2 separate regions of the Mus musculus genome follow, and region 1 is linked to region 2. A link is a loop called in an ENCODE intact Hi-C map of the cell type or tissue named here. Cell type or tissue: heart. All regions are shown on one strand. Links, peaks and the distances in the headings refer to the core of each region. The heading gives the core; the rest is flanking DNA. Region 1 has its middle 38 kb from the start of 4930547E08Rik. Region 2 holds the start of Caprin1 (cell cycle associated protein 1).

Region 1 (9,114 bases), core at 736-8,735, 52 kb after region 2:
TTTCTTTTTCTAATCTCTCTCCCAAGTACTGGGGTCACAGACATGCAACAGCATGCCCGTTATCTGGGGCACTAGGGATTGAACCTAGGACTTTGGGCATGATAGGCAAACACTTTACCAGCCAAATCTCCAGCCTGTGTGAAAAATTTGAGTTTTCCTCTGTTACCCTCTTTGAAATAAGTTGTTTTTTTTCTTTGCTTTGTTTTGTTTTGTTTTGTATTGTTTTGTTTGTTTGTTTTTAAATTCTGACTCTCTTCTTTACTGGCTTTCACATAGATAGCCACTAATCTATCTTACCCAAAAATTTGTTTTTTATTGCTAGAATCTTGCTGTCTTGCCCAAGCTTGTCTATATGAGCCTAAGATGGCTTCAAACCAAGATCCTTTGGACCCAGGCCCCTGAGTGCTGGGATTTGGGATTATAAACATAGATAACTATATCCAGACTATATTCCATCTTTACTCTTACATTGGCTACTTCATAAATGTGCAAGTTTCTTAACCAATTTTTTCCAATTTTTTATTAGGTATTTTCTTCATTTACATTTCAAATGCTATCCCCTATACCCTCCCCACTACTGCTCCCCTACCCACCCACTCCCACTTCTTGGCCCTGGTGTTCCCCTGTACTGGGGCATATAAAGTTTGTAAGACCAAGGGGCCTCTCTGCCCAATAATGGCCGACTAGGCCATCTTCTGCTACATATGCAGCTAGAGACACGAGCTCTGGGGGTACTGGTTAGTGCATATTGTTCCACCTATAGGGTTGCAGATCCCTTTAGCTGCTTGGGTGCTTTCTCTAGCTCCTCCATTGGGGGCCCTGTGTTCCATCCAATAGCTGACTGTGAGCATCCACTTCTGTGTTTGCCAGGCACTGGCATAGCCTCACAAGAGACAGCTATATCGCTGGGTGGTGGTGGCCCATGCCTTTAATCCCAGCACTTGGGAGGCAGAGGCAGGCGAATTTCTGAGTTCGAGGCCAGCCTGGACTACAGAGTGAGTTCTAGGACAGCCAGGGCTACACAGAGAAACCCTGTCTCAAAAAACCAAAATAAGAGAGAGAGAGAGAGAGAGAGAGAGACAGACAGACAGACAGAGAGACAGCTATATCAGGGTCCTTTCAGCAAAATCTTGCTGGCCTATGCAATAGTGTCTGTCTTAACCAAATTTAATGTTAGCAAACAGCATTATCTTCCTTAAAGCATAATAAAGGCCTTAAAACTCTTCAACTGCAATCACCTTTTCTCAAGTATTTGTTGCTTAGTATTATCACTTTGTTGCAGTGGTGGTTTTGTTTGTTTGTTTTTGAGACAGGGTTGCTCTATGTAACCCTGGCTGTCTTGGAACTCACTCTGTAGACCTGGCTGGCCTCAAACTCAAAGATCCCAGCGGTGGGATCAAAGATGTGGGCCACCATGTCCAGGCTCTCCCTGACACTATTATTTCTAATTTATAAACAACTTTGAGCCACAAAGAGCGGTGTATCCTCAAAGCCTCCCTCAATAGTCAGCTGGTTTTGCTCTTACGTCTGTTGTGTCCTGAACATTAACTCTTTGTGTACTGTGTTAGTCGAGTGCTTGGACACTTCCTGAAGGCTGATAGCCTTTTGCTGATACTGTTGGCTCTTGACTGACAGGTTGGGAGCACCAATGGCGGCCAGTGCCCTATGGGGGTGGGGGTGGGTTCCTGCCCCCAGGGCAGGGTCCTACTCCCTGTTAGATTGCTATGCAGGCTCCTGAAGATGCAATATGCAGGTACATTTCCTGCAGAATTGCTGTAGCTCCTGCTGTCCTTTGGTCTGTGCATAGCTGAGTCTGGGGAAGGGGCATTTGATAAGGGCAGCTGCAGAGGCTGGGCGAGAGTCCTGGTCTGCATGGAGATTGAGTGCTCTGTATAGACTTGGATGTGTTTCTCACAGGACTCTCACCTGTTTATTACATTCCCTTTTTTAGAAGCATTTGAGTAAGTTGCAGTAAATGGATGATGTCATCCTTGAGGTTTCATATTTGAAATTTCAGCCCACATTGTCTGCCTGCCTGTGTGGTCTTTGATTTGGGCTGGTTTTATGGCTAAGGTTGGGACTGAAAGCATATAGATTTCTAGCCTGCTGCTTCAGCCTTCCAATCATGTCTCTCACTAATAAGGCTGAGCTCCCAAGGGAAGTAGTTTGTGGGTAGCTTCCACCACCTATTGGTATCCTAAGAAAACTAACAAGGCCCACTGGAGGCGAAGAGTATCAAAGTGCCATCTCTGATCCTGAAAGCAAGCCCAGTTCTCAGGTGGGGAACAAAGGGTACATTGGAGGATGGAATGATGGTGGGGTGGCTCGGCTAAACAAACACTCCTGCACCAGCGGTCATTGCCTCCTCATGCAAAGGGAGGACCAGTAGGGAAAATAGCACAGACTACACCAAGCAGGTAAGAGATGAGAGAGGGAAATATGTAGTTCAAAAGCTCCGGGGAAACCATGTGGCCTTCTGCTGATGCTAAAAAGCAACTCTGTAGTAAATGGAACACAGCAACCATCAACTTCTCTTCCCCTCCTCACTTTAAAAACATGGTGGCACACACCTTTAATCCCAGCACTCAGGAGGCAGAGGCAGGCAGGTCTCTGAGTTCCAGGCCAGCCTGGTCTACAGAGTGAGTTCCAGGACAGTCAGGGTATACAGAGATTCTTTATTGGATACAGCCAATAAAGGTCTGCTGGCCTTGATTCCAGAATGTAGGAGGCAGAGGCAAGTGGATCTCTCTGAGCTTAAGGGTAGCCTGGTTGTCATAGCAAGCTCCAGGCCAGCCAAGGATACAAACAAGTAAACCTCACAACATTGTAAGTGGATCTGAGGCCAGGTTGGCTTTGGTATCACTCTGTATTGATTTAAAGTGGGTTGAAATTTGTAATCAAGTGGTTCAAAGGCTAAAAGTGTGTTGCAAGCTATTTGTACCAGGTCATCCTCCTCCACCCTGCCCCTCTGAACCAGCGAGAAGGACAAATCTCACTCCTTAAATTTGTTGTGGAGTTCTGCAAGAAACACAGTTGATACTGTTTTAAAAATAGGATGCCTATGCTCTCTCACAAGTCTGTCTGGAACATTTTGTGGTAATCACTTTCAAGGACTATAGACTGTTGCATGATATTTGATCATACTGTGAACCCAGAGGTTGTTGTTATTTACTGGAAAAAAAAAAAAAAGACCTGTTTCTAGTTGTGGCAAGGTTCAGCCCTTAGCACACACCTTTAATCCTGCCCCCGCCCCCACCCCCAGCTAGAATATACACACACACACATCCTTAGTACACACCTTTAATGACAAATAATGAAGTTAAAGTTAGTTTGTAGAAGGAAGCATCCAGTGATGTCTAATTGAGTGGCAGACAAAGTGACAAATCAGAGAAAGATTTGACAGAATAGGATACGCCCAACTCTCACAAAAGAGTGGAAAGGGAAGCTACTTGAGGGGCAGTGCAGAGAGAGGGAGGAGGCAGTCTTACCAGTAGAGTTTTACAGAGACAGGTTGAAGAGAGAACAAGCTAGACACAGGCAAAGACAGAACAAACCAGAGAATGAGAAGGAGCCAGAAGATTAGAACACATTGACAAAGTTAGTATGAGGCCAAGCAGAGCAATTCAGTGAGAAACTAAGAGAAGCCAGATTGAATCAGTCAACTTAGAGAGGAGTTTGAGTTGAACCAGCCAGCCAGAGTTCAAAAAGAACTAGAGTGAGCATATTCAATAGCAACTCTCAGAGGCTGAAAATATTCTAGGCTTAGATGATACTGTACAGAGTCTAGAAGGTTTCAGAACTAGGACCAGGTTAGCAGACGGAGGCAGTGAGCCTCTGAGACAATTACCAACAGGAGAATAAAAGTTACTTTAACAGTAGACTGGACTTCAGCTTCTCATGTTTCACTCCACCTCCTACCTCTCCTGGAGATTCCTTCTTCCTTGTTTTTCTCGTGTCTTGTCTCCCTTGGCTTTCCTGGACAGTGGTCATGCCAGGCACAGCTCTCTGCCTGAGGACATGAATTCTACTTGTTTTCTGACTGCGTTGCCAGTGTAGCTTAGGCCTCTCTGCCTCAACTTCGTCCCTTGGACAGTCTGCCACAGGCCCATCCACTCCAATGCAATACAATCGCCTTAAGTGTCTGACATGTGTGATCAGTGTCTGTGTGACCCCACACCAGTCATGCATATACACCAGGGTTGCAAATATAAGCCAAGTAAATAGAACTCTTTTTTTAAAGTTTACTAAATAGTGTTTATTTATTGCATGTGTATATGCATGTATGTGTTCACATGATACAACACACTAGTGATGGCCAGAGGACAACTTCTTGTGTGTGGGTCCCAGGAATCCAACGGGCCATCATGCTTGATGGCTGGTGCCTTTACTTTCTGAGCCATCTTGCTGGTCTCATCAAGAGAGGTTTGAGAGATGAGGCAGGAGTCCAGCTTAGATGTGCCTGTGGTGCCAGTGTAGTCGCAGTGAGACAACCTTCTCAGACGCTGAAGAGGGTATTAGAGGTGGCCTCATGAGTAAGGTGAAGACTTACCTGAATCTAAAAGAATGTGTAGGAGTTTCCATAATCTCCCACCAGCCGGGTTGCTATGGTTGCAGATAGAGTAGGCAACTCAAACTCAAAGAGTAGGAGGGCAAGGAGGGGTGAGGAAGTGCAAGGGAGTTTTGTATTCTCGGTCTACACAACTCCTGGAGGGGAAGTTCTAGTTTTCACTAGCTTCTTCCACTAGCAGGGAGAAACTGTTTACATTTCACAAGAGGATATTATGATGTGAGTAGTTACTATTTCCCATAGTAATTACTATGCATCAAAGGTAGTTGCTTTGGGTCAGTGGTATTGCCTGCAGGGATTCCTTCTTGCTGGACAGTCCTCTCTCTGTTCCCAGACTGCATTGTTCAAGGCTCCCCCTGCTGGTTGTAATTGGAAATTCAGAAGTCTGTTTCTCTTTGTCCACAGGACTGCATCCATCTGTCTTATCTTTTAGGTACCCTAGAACCTAGAGGCAGGAATAGGTGTTCTAAGGTAGTCAAGCTCAGGCTGGTTTGGTTCTGTTTTGCTGGGTGGACAGCAGTGAAGGGCATGGAGTGTGGAGGAAGCTGGTCATGCCAGAAAGTAGCCGCGTTCAGGCCCCAGGCTCCTGTTCACGGCTCATCCAGTAACCATAGTTGGTAGTAGAATCTGCTGCAGAAGTAGGTGGGAGACTCCAAGGGTGGTCCCCGCCTCCCTCAGGCCACACCCATCGAGTGGACCCACAATAGTGATTCACATTTTATTCCCTCATGGAGTCATGGCCTCAGGAAGCCAGGCTGCTCCAGGATGGGGATTCGGTCCGCATTTCTCTTCCCAATGCACCAAATGGCAGCATCAGTTACTGATACGCAGCCCAGGGCTTGGCTGGCAGGAGTCACTGCCCAGCAGCAGAGGCAGGTCCCGGCTCATCAGCTCTCTAGCAGTTCTTCAAGAGAAGTTGTTGCTTCAAGTGTGTTCTGTTGAGAGCCTTTTGTCCCTGCTAAGGAGCTGGGGCCCTGGGGTTTATGTTTTTTTGTTTTTTGTTTTGTAACCATCGTCTTATTTATTAAATGCACTGGCTGTCTTATTGAGGGTCACTACTGCTGAGATGAAACACCATGACCAAAAGCAACGTGGGCAGGAAAGGGTTTATTTGGCTAACATATTCTGAGTCACAGTTCATTGAGGGACGCCAAGGGAAGAACTCAAACCAGGTAGGACCTGGAGGCAGGAGCTGATTCAAATGCCGTGGAGGGGTGCAGCTTCCTGGCTTGCTCCACATGGCTTGCTCAGCTTGCTTTCTTATAGAACCCAGGGCCACGAGCCCAGGGATGGCCCCACCCACAATGGGCTGAGTTCTTCCCAATCACCAACTAAGAAAATGCTCCGCAGGCTTGCCTACTGTCCAGTCTTATGGAGACATTTTTTCATTTGCAGATCCATCTTTTCAGATAACTCTATCCTTTGCCAAGTTGACAAAAAAAAAAAAAAAAAAAAAAAAAAAAAAGAAAGAAAAAACAAACTAGTCAGCACATCGACCTTCAGAGATAGGCCAAAGCCAATTTCACAGTGACCTTAGAGATAGGCCAGAGCCAATTCCACAGTGACCTTCAGAAACAGGCCCGAGCCAGTTCAGCACCCAGTATTTGAATGACCTAGAATCTCCAGGAACCACTTGTCCTTTTTGAGTAACTGTCAAGGCTAGCCATTGCAACCTGCATCTCCTTTACGTTCTTGGATCTATTGCTTTCTGCTTGTCTCTCGAGATACTTTCTGGGTTGCTCATATTCACCCTGGTATTTGTGTCTAGTTGCAGTCTCAGACAGGATGTTGGGAGCAGGGAAATGGGTCAATCTTTCTCTTTCCTGGGAGACTGCTGAGCTCCCTCTGCAAACCACCCCCCAACCTCCACCCCCGGATCCCTGTGTGCGTAGATAAGCTCCGGGGACAGGGAAGATGGTTCAGCTGTGAATCAAAATTAACCTCTCCTTCTCACTGTTAAATCTGTGAGGAGAAGTAACTAGAATAGAAGGTTGGTACTGAGGTCTAGGCATTCGCTGTGACAATCCTGGCCACATGACTTACAGCCCCGTGAGACTGGTCTGTGGAAGTTTGGGATTCTGTCATAAGCAGAGCTGAATGAACTGTTCCGGTGGGAGTTGGAAGAGCAGAATTCCAAGAGAAATGCAGATAATCAAAGCCTGGCTTGTGAGGTTCACAGGCAAACAGGGACTCTATCAGGAACTAGACTAGAGGCCATTTATGTGACAGTCTGGAGAAGAGCCTGGCTGTTCCCTGTCCTGGAAACTTGACTGAGGATAAATTAGAAATAGACTAGCTTGTTTGGTGAAGGAAATTTCATATAAGATAGTATGTAGGCTGTTTTGTGGCTATTAGTTATTGCTTTCATACAGGTCTACTGTGAGAAAGGACAGAGGGGAAGAAAAAAGATACACAAAATGTGCAGTTTGGCAAGAAAAAGTGTAAAGCAAGTTTAAAGTTACAGACTAAAGTTACAGGCAAGGCAGATTCAAGAGCAATGGTAGCCTGTGTCAGGTGGGTGAGATGGGCCAAGGTCATGAGAGCAATAGAGCTGGCCCTGAGCAGCTGCAGAACAAGCCCTGCGTCTTGCCTGGCCAGCAGAGCAGAGCTGGCCCAGAGGACATGAGATTGGGAGAGCTGCCTGTGCCCCTTGCTGACTGTGGCACTGGGTGAGCTCGCCAGGGCAGTGCTGGAACGCTCACCCTGGCAGTGAAGGCACAGGAGAGCTGGCAGACTGACCAACTCAGCTACTTCCCAGGCCCAGATCCAGGGCTGAGTCCATCCCCCTGATGCCCATCTATCCCATCTCCTGAAAGAGCCACTCCTGTCAATCCAAGGCTGCAGGGTATCCATAAGGAGTCCCCGTGAGGATTCAGTATTGATAGTGTAGAAGTCAGAGGTCTCAAAACAGACCAATGGCTCACTGCAATGAACTTTTACAAGTAAAAATGTTGGACAAAAGGGCGTGCTGTGTGACACACTACAGCTTCTACAACAAGATGCTTTTCCTGTTTGCTTTTATTCTATCTTAGTTTATTTTGCTGGAGCGGTTGCAAGGGCGAAGGATGGATAGGAAGGGACGGGGAGATGAGTGGGATTGGGGTGCATGATGTGAAACTCACAATGAATAAAATCTTAAAAAAAAAAAAACAGAGGTAGGGCTGGAGAGATGGCTCAGTGGTTAAGAGCACTGACTGCTCTTCTGAAGGTCCTGAGTTCAAATCCCAGCAACCACATGGTGGCTCACAACCATCTGCAATGAGATCTGATGCCCTCTTCTGGTGCATCTAAAGACAACTACAGTGTACTTAGATATAATAATAAATGAATCTTTGGGCCGGAGTGAGCGGGGTCGACTGGAGCAAGCAGAGGTCCTGAATTCAAATTCCCAGCAACCACATGATGGCTCACAACCATCATTACAGCTACAGTGCACTCATATACATAAATAAATAAATAAATCTTTTAAAAAGCGCAGTAATTTTTTTTAATTAGGTATTTTCCTCATTTACATTTTCAATGCTATCCCAAAGGTCCCCCATACCCACCCCCCCAACCCCCTACCCACCCACTCCCCCTTTTTGGCCCTGGCGTTCCCCTGTACTGGGGCATATAAAGTTTGCAAGTCCAATGGGCCTCTCTTTGCAGTGATGGCCGACTAGGCCATCTTTTGATACATATGCAGCTAAAGACAAGAGCTCCCGGGTACTGGTTAGTTCATATTGTTTTTCCACCTATAGGGTTGCAGTTCCCTATAGCTCCTTGGGTAAGATCTCTAGCTCCTCCATTAGGGGCCGTGTGACCCATCCAATAGCTGACTGTGATCATCCACTTCTGTGTTTGCTAGGCCCCGGCATAGTCTCACAAGAGAGAGCTATAACTGGGTCCTTTCAGCGAAATCTTGATAGTGTATGCAATGGTGTCAGCATTTGGAAGCTGATTATGGGATGGATCCCTGCATATGGCAGTCACTAGATGGTCCATCCTTTCGTCACAGCTCCAAATTTTGTCTCTGTAACTCCTTCTATGGGTGTTTTTTTCCCATTTCTAAGAAAGGGTAAAGTGTCACACTTTGGTCTTCGTTCTTCTTGAATTTCATGCGTTTGGCAAGTTGTATCTTATATCTTGGGTATCCTAAGTTTCTGGGCTATTATCCACTTATCAGTGAGTACATATTGTGCGAGTTCCTTTGTGATTGGGATACTTCACTCAGGATGATACCCTCCAGGTCCATTCATTTGCCTAGGAATTTCATAAATTCATTTTTTTAATAGCTGAGTAGTATTCCATTGTGTAAATGTACCACATTTTCTGTATCCATTCCTCTGTTGAGGGGCATCTGGGTTCTTTCCAGCTTCTGGCTATCATAAACAAGGCTGCTATGAACATAGTGGAGCATGTGTTCTTCTTACCGGTTGGGACATCTTCTGGATATATGCCCAGGAGAGGTATTGCAGGATCCTCCGGTAGTACTATGTCCAATCTTCTGAGGAACCGCCAGACTGATTTCCAGAGTGGTTGTACAAGCTTGCAATTCCACCAACAAT
Region 2 (9,114 bases), core at 285-8,284:
TGAACTCAGAACTTCTGAAAAAATAGACAGTGCTCTTAACTGCTAAGCCATCTCTCCAGCTCCAACAAATTATATTCATAATCTGTATATAACACAAAATGTATTCTTATTCACGTAAGTATCCTAAGGTAAAATCTATCATTTAACACAACACAACAACACTCATGATTCTATTCTCACCCAGGAAAAGGCCTTCACAACTCAACCTTTTCAAATATCATACACCATGGTGGGGGGGGGGGGGGGTTGTTGCACAGAGAGTTGAGAACCAATCACATGTCATAGTTTTTCCCTTTGGCAAGGTGAATTCAAAACAAAGTAAACTTGTATAGTGGCACACTCCTTTAATGCCAGCACTCAGAAAACAGGGGCAGGTGATCTGTGAGTTCCAGACCAGGCTTGGCTAGATAACAAATTCCAGAATGACCAGAGCTACATATAGACCCTTGAAACAACCTTGTTCTTAAATTAAGCATCGTAGTTTTTTGGTTTTTTTTTTTTTTCTAAGACAAGAATATAAAACGTAGTAACTTTAGCCTCTGTGCTGGGAATGAATGGATCTTGCAAAACAATTAAGAAGCTAACTCACCCCAAAACCTGAAATGTTAAAAAAAAAAAAAAAACCAATTATTTTTATCTATTAAATTGTTTTAAGAATGAGTATTTATTAAAGCATTTAACACAAGCCCTGTACAACAGTTGCATCAAAAATTCTAAGAAACACACTGCGGGCCTAGAAAGGTTACCCTCACTATCTAATGAATATTAATTACAAAGACATAAAGTACATAGCCTTTAGCAATGGTTCTCAACCTCCCTAAGGCTATGATGACCTGTTAATATGGTTCCTTATGTTGTAGTGACTCCCAATCACAAAATTAATTTGTTACTACTTCATTTAATAATTGTAATGTAATATCTGTATTTTCAAATGGTCTTAGGTGACCCCACCCACCCTCTAGAGGAGTCATGACCCACAGGTTGAGAGCCACTGCTTTAGGGTCTGGATAAAAAAATATATATACATTTCCCAATCAGTTTGTTTCAGTTAAGGATTTTTAAAGCAAAGAGAACACTAGCTAACCTTTCACCTAGTAGAGTTGTCAGTCATTTTAAATGCCACCTATTAAAAACATCCTTTACATCAAAACTGATTATATCTTGCACTATCAAATAAGTATCTCTTAAACTGCAGACTGTTTCCAAATATCATCTTATATAGCCTAAAGCCCTTTTCTGTACTGAAAGTACTGCTCAAAAAAACTAGGTAATAAGTCCTACAACTCAGTATTATTTGTATTTTAATTGCTAAGTAAGGCGCTAACATTTACAATTGATTTTAAACTTCAAAAAACGACCAAGCCATATATTTCTGTTGCAGGATATTTGATCATTCTGTGAACCCCACCAATGGGAAGTTTGCATTCTCACTGCAGAAATTAACAAATGAATAAAAAAACTGTTTTCTTAAATAAAATACAATTGTATTGGGTCTCTGCCTTAAAGTGGTATACTACATTAGCTACTAGTAACTTTTGTTAGAATGCCTTCTTGGTCTAGCAGGCTGTAGTATGAAAAGGTAAGAATCAAATATGACCATTACATTGGAGTTTCTAAAGAAGTATTAAAACTGATTCATAGAGCAAATCCTCTTTTTTTTTTTTTTTTTACAAATGCTCAGTCCTACTGAAAACCTCTCACGGGTCAAATCATCCAGTCATAGAGAAATAAATGAAAACCAGATGTGCTCATATTAATGCAAAGTCCAATGCCTTGAGCATCTTCAAAGTAACTGTAGCTTCTTTAACAGTCATTAAGATCCAATATAATCACTGGTCAGTGGTGGCGCACACACCTTTAATCCCAGCACTTGGGAGACAGAGGCAGGTGGATTTCTGAGTTCAAGGCCAGCCTGGTCTACAGAGTGCACTCCAGGACAGCCAGGGCTACACAGAGAAAGCCTGTCTCAAAAAAAAAAAAAAAAAGAGAGAGAGAGAGACAAAACAAAAACAAAAAAGATCCATTATCAGCAGTCTAGTGAGGGAGCAGCTCAGCCCAGCCTGTGTTTATAACCCCATCTTCTCACTGTTTCTTCAGCAATCAAAACACTGACAACAGAAATGATGAAAACATTTTCATGTAACTGTGTTGTTACATCATAAGATACTATTATCTGAGTCAATCTTCATATCAATCATGAATCTTGGAAAAAAACGTATCTCTGAGTAGTCCTGGCTGTCCTTAACTGGCTCTGTAGACCAGGCTGGCCTCACACTTGAGATCCACCTGAATGCAGGAACTAAAGGAGTGTACCACCATGGCCCAGGTGATGACATTACTCTTACCTATAGCTAGAGAGAACAAGTGGCCAGTTATGGTTCAAGTCTCCATGGGGATAACCTCATTTTCTGTGTCTTGTTTTAAAATGCCCTTAAACACTTCAATCTGTCACCTCACAAATATAATGACTGCTACTCAACATTGCTCTTTAATAAACATATTTGAAGAATTTGCAACCACTAACATTGATACCTCAAATCATTAAAGCTCATGTCGGATCCTATTCTACAAGAAACTGAGTTCCCAGAAATTCCAAAAATTAAACCGTTTGGAGCAACAGCCTAACAACACTGCTTTATTGCATTAGGAAAATTTAAAGATACCCAAGTTAAACTCAATTTCACACAGGGTACCAAACACACGCAAGTATCAGAAAATGCTAGCAGGGTGTGGTGGCGCAAGCCTTTAGTCCCAGCACTTGGGAGGCAGAGGCAGGAGGATTTCTGAGTTAGAGGCGCCAGCCTGGTCTTCAGAGTGAGTTCCAGGACAGCCAGGGGTACACAGAGAAACCCTGTCTCAAAAAGAAAAAAAAGAAAAAAAAAGGAAATGCTGGCATGAAATTCCATATTTGAATGTAGCTTACAGTGCTTTCACTATTTTAATATTTCCTCTTTTCACTATTTAATAATTTAATACATTAAAATTTCTTATCAAAATAGCTAAAGTTTCATATCTTGTTCATGTATATTCACAATTTCAAATAAAGTCTGGGAAGTTTTAGTAATATGGCCACTCTTCAACACTGAAACAGAAAAAGTACAAAGGTGAATGTTTCAAACTCACTACTAAAAATGGGAAATCAGCAGATAAACCACAAGATTAAGATGTAAATAGCCTGGATTTTTCCAACTTACCTCCTACAGCTCAGATTTTTAGCCAATATCCTATCTCACTAATCTCCTCTAACTAGTTAAACAACTAACTAAACATCTTCATGGGAATTTTTCAAAATTTTAAAATATGCCCCGGCAGGCATAAGTTATCAAAAGTTACATTATACTTAATGTAAAAGGGCAAGTTAGAATAACAGTTCCAGGTAAATTGCCTCCATTTTCACTCTACCACCCCATGTTTGTCCCTTTCCACTACTTTTCTTAATCAGGGTAGAAATTTACTTCTACCCAGACTCTTCCTCTAAACTGTGTTGGTATACGGTCCTACACTAAACGCATAAAACAAAAAAGCCGGTTTAAGTAATCTAACAGTATGGTCCAGAATGGCTAAATATTAAAGCCAAAACAGTGTGGGTGTGGCTCGACTTTTTGGGAGGGGGGGCTAGGCGGGGCTGCTGCCTGGTCTCTGCCCTCCCCCTCTGCTTTCGCTTTGTGCTCACAATGCAGCTCCTGTACAGCGCTTCCCTCTCCCGCAGCCGCCGCCATGTTAGACACTCCATGTGCCCAGAGACCCAGAGGCAGTCTCCAGTCTAAACTAGATCCACCTCCGAAAGATCAAGGAAATCTCCCTGACCCTTTAGAATGCTGAAGCGGTAAAAAATAATAAATTAAAAAGAAAAGGTCATGGCAAAAAACAACAACAAAAAACACTCATTTAAAAACTACCTCGTGACTAGGCTGGGCGTGAGGTTCCAAGCACCCAGACAATCGAAACAAAGGGGGAAACGTAGGGAGCCCATCGGAAGGGGGCGGGGGTACCCAAGCAAAGGCCCGCTTAACTAGGACTTGACGGGACTGCAACCCTAGTTCAGGTCTAGACACATATCTTTTCTTGGGAAGAGAGCCATTCCACCAGCCCCCAGCCTAGGTACCAAAGGCAAACGCCACAGTTACAAGGCATGGACCGCTCAACTCCACGAGCAATCGGGCCGGGCACACTGTTTCTTCCCCTTGGCCTCCTTCAAAAGTCAGGCCTCAGTTTGGGAGCATACCCAGCAACGGGCCCACCACCCAAGCAACCGGTCACCAGGCGGAAAGGCCCCGCTCAGCCTGATGTGAGTAACCGAGGCCTAGAGGCAGCGCCGCGTTGGGGTCAGGTGACAGGCACCTCCCCGAGGCGCCCGTTTTCTGGGCAAGGAGCACCATCCACCGCCGGGACCGGTGTAGGGCTGGAGCCACGAGCCCTCCCTCTCCACTAACTCCTCGCACCTTTTTCTTCTCCAGGTTCCGAAGTTTCTTGTCGATTACGCCGAGAATCTGCTTCATGGCCTCGGTCTGGACGGCGCCGGTGCCGGTTGCCGGATGCTGAGAAGCCGGCGCAGCTGCCCCGGCCGCCGCCTCACTCCCGGAGGAACCGGACGGCGGCGGCGGTCCCGACGATTTGCTGCCGCTTCCGCTGTGGCTGGTGGCCGAGGGCATCTTTAGACCGAGAAGAGAGGAGAGGAAAAAAGCGGGAGGGAAGGACAAGACCAGCAAGTCAGGAGACGGACGGGGAGAGACGCGGGACAAAACGCGCAGCGGGCGGGCGGGCAGGCGGCTACGCGCGCGCGCGGTGGGGGGAGGGGGCGGCGCGCGCCGCCGGCAGGAAGGGGCCCACGGGCACGCGCGCGACCCGCCAGCGGGGCGCCGGGCCGCCCGCCCCTCCCCCCTCCCCGGGGCACCAAGCTCGCGCCGGGGGCGGGGCCTGGCACGGCCGCCGTCAACCGCCAGGGCAACGGTCCCCATCGGGGCAAGTGGCACCCGTTGCCTTGCGAGAACGAGAGGGACAAAGGTCAGGGCCAGGGGTGGAGAAGGGCACTTGGAGTGACCGGGTTGGGGGTGGGGGTGGGGAGGCCCTGAGCGAGCCCTCCCAGCCGCTCGGACCGCTCCGAAGGTAAAAAGGACACCCAGGTACAGCGGCCTTCTTCCCCTTCGGCGCCTTTGATCCGGGATGGCGCTCACCGTGCGCGCGCGGAGCCGCTGGACGTCTGGAGTGGGCAGCCGAGGGGGGCAAGGGTGGTGCTGCGTTGAGAACAGAGACGTGCGCTCCGTGGGCGCAGGCCGCTTCGCCCTGTCCCCGCGGCTCTGAGCTGCTCCTAGTGGGACAAGAGCCGGCGCGGGAGGGACTTAGCCAGCCAGCGCTCTGCAACGAGGGGGGGCGGGAGCAATAGGGAGCGAGGGCCTTCAAGCCGGTGAGGCTGCCCGACTGGAATGCCTGTCGAAAAAAGGTCACCGGACCGCGCCTCCCGTCGGGCCGTGTCCTCGGCGCCAGGTTCCTGTCCCTTTGCATATCTGGAAAGTACCCTCACGGAGACCGTTATCCCAGATCCTTGAGTTTTGAGTGAAACCTAAGCTGGGGTCCTTCAGGCGAAATCTCTTGACATCCTAACGGGGACAATGGGTGTCAAGCCTCAGGCTCTGGAGCTGAGGACTGCCCCTTGTAGAGCCCTTATTTGGTGGGAGTGGGGGTTGGAGGGGCAAAGGTTTCTGCAAGTAAGGGGTGCGTGGGGTGGGTGGTGCAATCCCAGCTTCTAGAATTCCTTCTGTATGGAGAGCATGCAAACTCACCCTAAAAGGTCTGAGAAAAGGCAACTTGCCACATAATAATTATACAATAACCTAGGCATGGAGAATGAACATCCTTCATGGCTTTTTGATCTCCTTAATTACCCCAGTCATGTTAAAAACCCGTCTTCTCCTACCCTGAGATAGATAAGTACGCCCTATCAGGAATTACTTATCTTTACCCGATTTGTTTAAGATTTTACCCAAAACTTTAAAGACTATGCAAGATGCCGGGAGGGGGTGCGAGGGGGGCACTTTTTTGTCCAGGAGAATTATTTGGGGGGCGGGGGGGTGGTCAAAGAGGGTGGATAACGAGTAAAAGGAAAAAATGAGTGATCTAGAGAAAGGTACTAAAAGGAATATGATCCGTGGAAAATTCAGCAACATGATGTATGAGAGCAGTAAATGACCAATTTATAATTTAAAATCCATGAAAAGGAAATTTAGAAGAGGGTTCTATCAAAGAATTAAAATGACTAACACTGGCTGGCACCAGTATATCCTGAGGGAGCCTGGAGAAACAGCAGCACCCCGTGGCCTTGAGATACTCACTCCACTTAACTGTAAAGTCTGTAATCTGTGCTTTTAAGTATTTATCGAGCACCTTATGGCATGCTAGGAAATCTGCAGTGCTAGAGATGGTGAACAAAACAGCTTTTTTTTTTTCACAGTGTTTGTATTGGGAGGTATGCACAAAAATAACAAACCAAAGGAAGAAAAAAAGGTGATGGGGAATGAAAACCTTCCTGGGTACTTCTGAGCCAGGACTGGAGGAAGCAAAGAGAGCTTAGAGGAGGACCTTTCTAGTAAAAGAAACACCATTGAGCAAGATCTGAGAGGAGCTTGGTTAGTGCTCCTGCCTTTAATCCAAGCACTGGAGAGGCAGAGACAGGCAGGCCTCTTAAGCTCAAGACTACTAGACTAGCCTAGTCTACCTAGTAAGTTCCAGACTGAACAAGAGTGACATAGGAGAATATGGCAAAACCTTAATGTGTTTCACAGTGGCTAGAAAGAGTAAGAAAGAAAGCCATAAGCCGGGCAGTGGTGGCGCACACCTTTAATCCCAGCACTTGGGAGGCAGAGGCAGGCAGATATTCTGAATTCAAGGCCAACCTGGTCTACAGAGTAAGTTCCAGGACAGCCAGGGCTGCACAGAGAAACCCTGTCTCGAAAAACCAAAAATAAAAAAGAAAGCCATAAAGGGGCCTGGCTTCGATATTTGCTGAGTGACATAGGGAATGTTAATTTCATCAAATGTGGTTTAAATCACTCTTACTGTCATGGCAGTGCAGGCCTTTAATCCCAGCACTGGGGAGGCAGGTGGATCTCTGAGTTTGAGGCCAGCCTGGTCTACCCAGAGAGTTCCAGGACAGCCAGGGCTATTACACAGAGAAACCCAGTCTCAGAAAGCCAAAAAGTAAATTTTTAAAACCACCCTTACTGCTGTATAAAGAGTTGTCAAGAAATGTGTACTAGAGATGAGAGGCTAAAATAAAACCAGAAGCCGAGAGACCAAGGAACAGACTGTGGGAATGAGCCAGCCCACTGTAGTACAGTGAAGCAGAAGCAATGCAGGCAGGCGGATTCATTGTACATTGTAACTGTAGAGCAGTGAAAGATGGTAACCAGGGTCAGATTCAGTTTACATTGCAACAAGAGCCAAAAGATTTGCTAGCCAGCTGTGTGTCAGGTATGAGAAGGGTAAAAGTCAACCTAAGAAATGATTTAAGTAAACTATTTAGCCCTATGATAAAAATATTCTGACTAGAGAGGATTATGATCCTACTTGTAACTTCAAATATAAACCAACCAATGTCATATCACTATCTCTGACCTCCAAGCCAAACCAACTGAATTTGCCTGCATTTTTACCAAATCTTGAGAATTTTGGAGAGTTTTGAAAAATTGCTTGATTCAGCACAACTTGACCAATGTCTTTGAGACCAGATATTGAAACCATTGTCTTCTCTATCCTTTGACTTAATGTCTTCTGAGTTATCTCTCCCTGTAAGGGAAACTATTTTGGCTAGGTTGACTGGCCAGAGAGCTTTGAAGATCCTCCTGACTTTGACCCTAATGTTGGGGTCACAGACACAAATAGCCATGCTCAACTTTTTCATGGGTTCTGGGACTCAGCCCAGTCCTCATGCTAACAGAGTGTTTCTACCCATTAAGCTATCTCCCAGGTCTGTATGTTTTTATAAAGATTTATTGAAACATCTGCCTCCATGGTTTTTGTTTTTGTTTTGTTTTGTTTTGTTTTGTTTTTAAAGACAGGGTTTCTCTGTGCAGCCCTGGCTGTCCTGGAACTCACTCTGTAGACCAGGCTGGCCTCGAACTCAGAAATCCTCCTGCCTCTGCCTCCCAAGTGCTGGGATTAAAGGCATGCACCACCACTGCCCAGCTCCATGTACTTTCTATGGAGACTTTTATGCAACAGCAAATCAGAGTTAAGTCACTGTGACAGAGTACACATCTAAAATACAAGCCAGTGAAATGTCTCACTAAGAAAAAGCACTTGCACAAGCCTCACAACCCATGTTTGACCTCCAGGAACCACGTGGTAGACTGAGAAAATGGACTCCAAGTTATTTTCTAGACTTGCTATGCTTTCGGTGGAATGTGCATGCCCACAAATGCTCTCCCAGCAAAAGTCATCTACATCTAAAATACTATCTCTCCCTCTTCTGTAACACAAGTATTCAAAGCCCTGCCTTAAACAGAAGGCTCTGCTTGTAGTCGTGCTCAGTAGACCAGACTGCCAGAGAGGCTGTTGGTTACTATGCTGTGAGACTATCAAAGGTATCCGTAGGCAGTGGTGTCACAGGCCTAGAACTTGGGAGGCAAAGGCATCCTGAACTCTGAGTGTGAGACCAGTCTGGATAGTTCAGGACCCCCAGGGCTACACAGAGAAACCGTGTCTCCAAAAATGACAAGACTGTCAGAGGTATTTCCAGTAGTGGGAAAGGGGGGCTGTTAAGACAGGATCTCACTGTGTAGCTCAAGCCATTTTGAACTCACTGTACTACTGCCAAAGCTTCCTGAGGGATGGGATTACAGGCACATATCTCCACGGCTGGCTCTAGAAGTTAGTCAAATTCTCCAGACATACAACATATGCCAGAGTTACATGACACCGAAGACAGTAAGAGGATCAAGAGACAATATTCTGTCAGGGACCTACTTGGGAAACTGAAACACTGGTGAACACACATAACTGTTGTGGTTTCACTTTCTACACTATGTCATCTCAATCCCCTCTTTTCTTTCTGCTCTGATCTTCTCAAGAAGTATCAGCAAGTCCAGGAAGGCCAATACATTTAAGGGAAAGCTGTGT

What was found. A loop is a pair of places that touch in the nucleus more often than their neighbours do. Peaks named below come from ENCODE experiments on the same cell type or tissue, not always from the same donor. Only the 100,000 strongest peaks of a DNase experiment are listed, where the experiment ranks them.
Region 1: it touches region 2 in a loop (3-fold over the local background); 13 of 42 quality-filtered maps call a loop at or near these places.

What each region holds. Positions count from the first base shown.
Region 1 is chr2:103,844,162-103,853,275 of GRCm38, forward strand. No RefSeq gene overlaps it. Among named protein-coding and RNA genes, the nearest start is that of 4930547E08Rik, 38 kb to the left of the region's middle. In heart, for the core only: CTCF peaks have their summits at 4,925 (motif pointing left) and 5,126; a DNase peak (open chromatin) is centred at 7,220.
Region 2 is chr2:103,792,289-103,801,402 of GRCm38, forward strand. It overlaps Caprin1 (cell cycle associated protein 1), which reads right to left and starts at 5,352. Exons shown (of 19, transcript NM_016739.3): 1 at 5,175-5,352; 2 at 4,443-4,652. The coding sequence starts at 4,652. In heart, for the core only: CTCF peaks have their summits at 4,993 and 5,194; DNase peaks (open chromatin) are centred at 3,683, 4,193, 4,923 and 5,353; H3K4me3 peaks cover 4,339 bases; H3K27ac peaks cover 3,431 bases.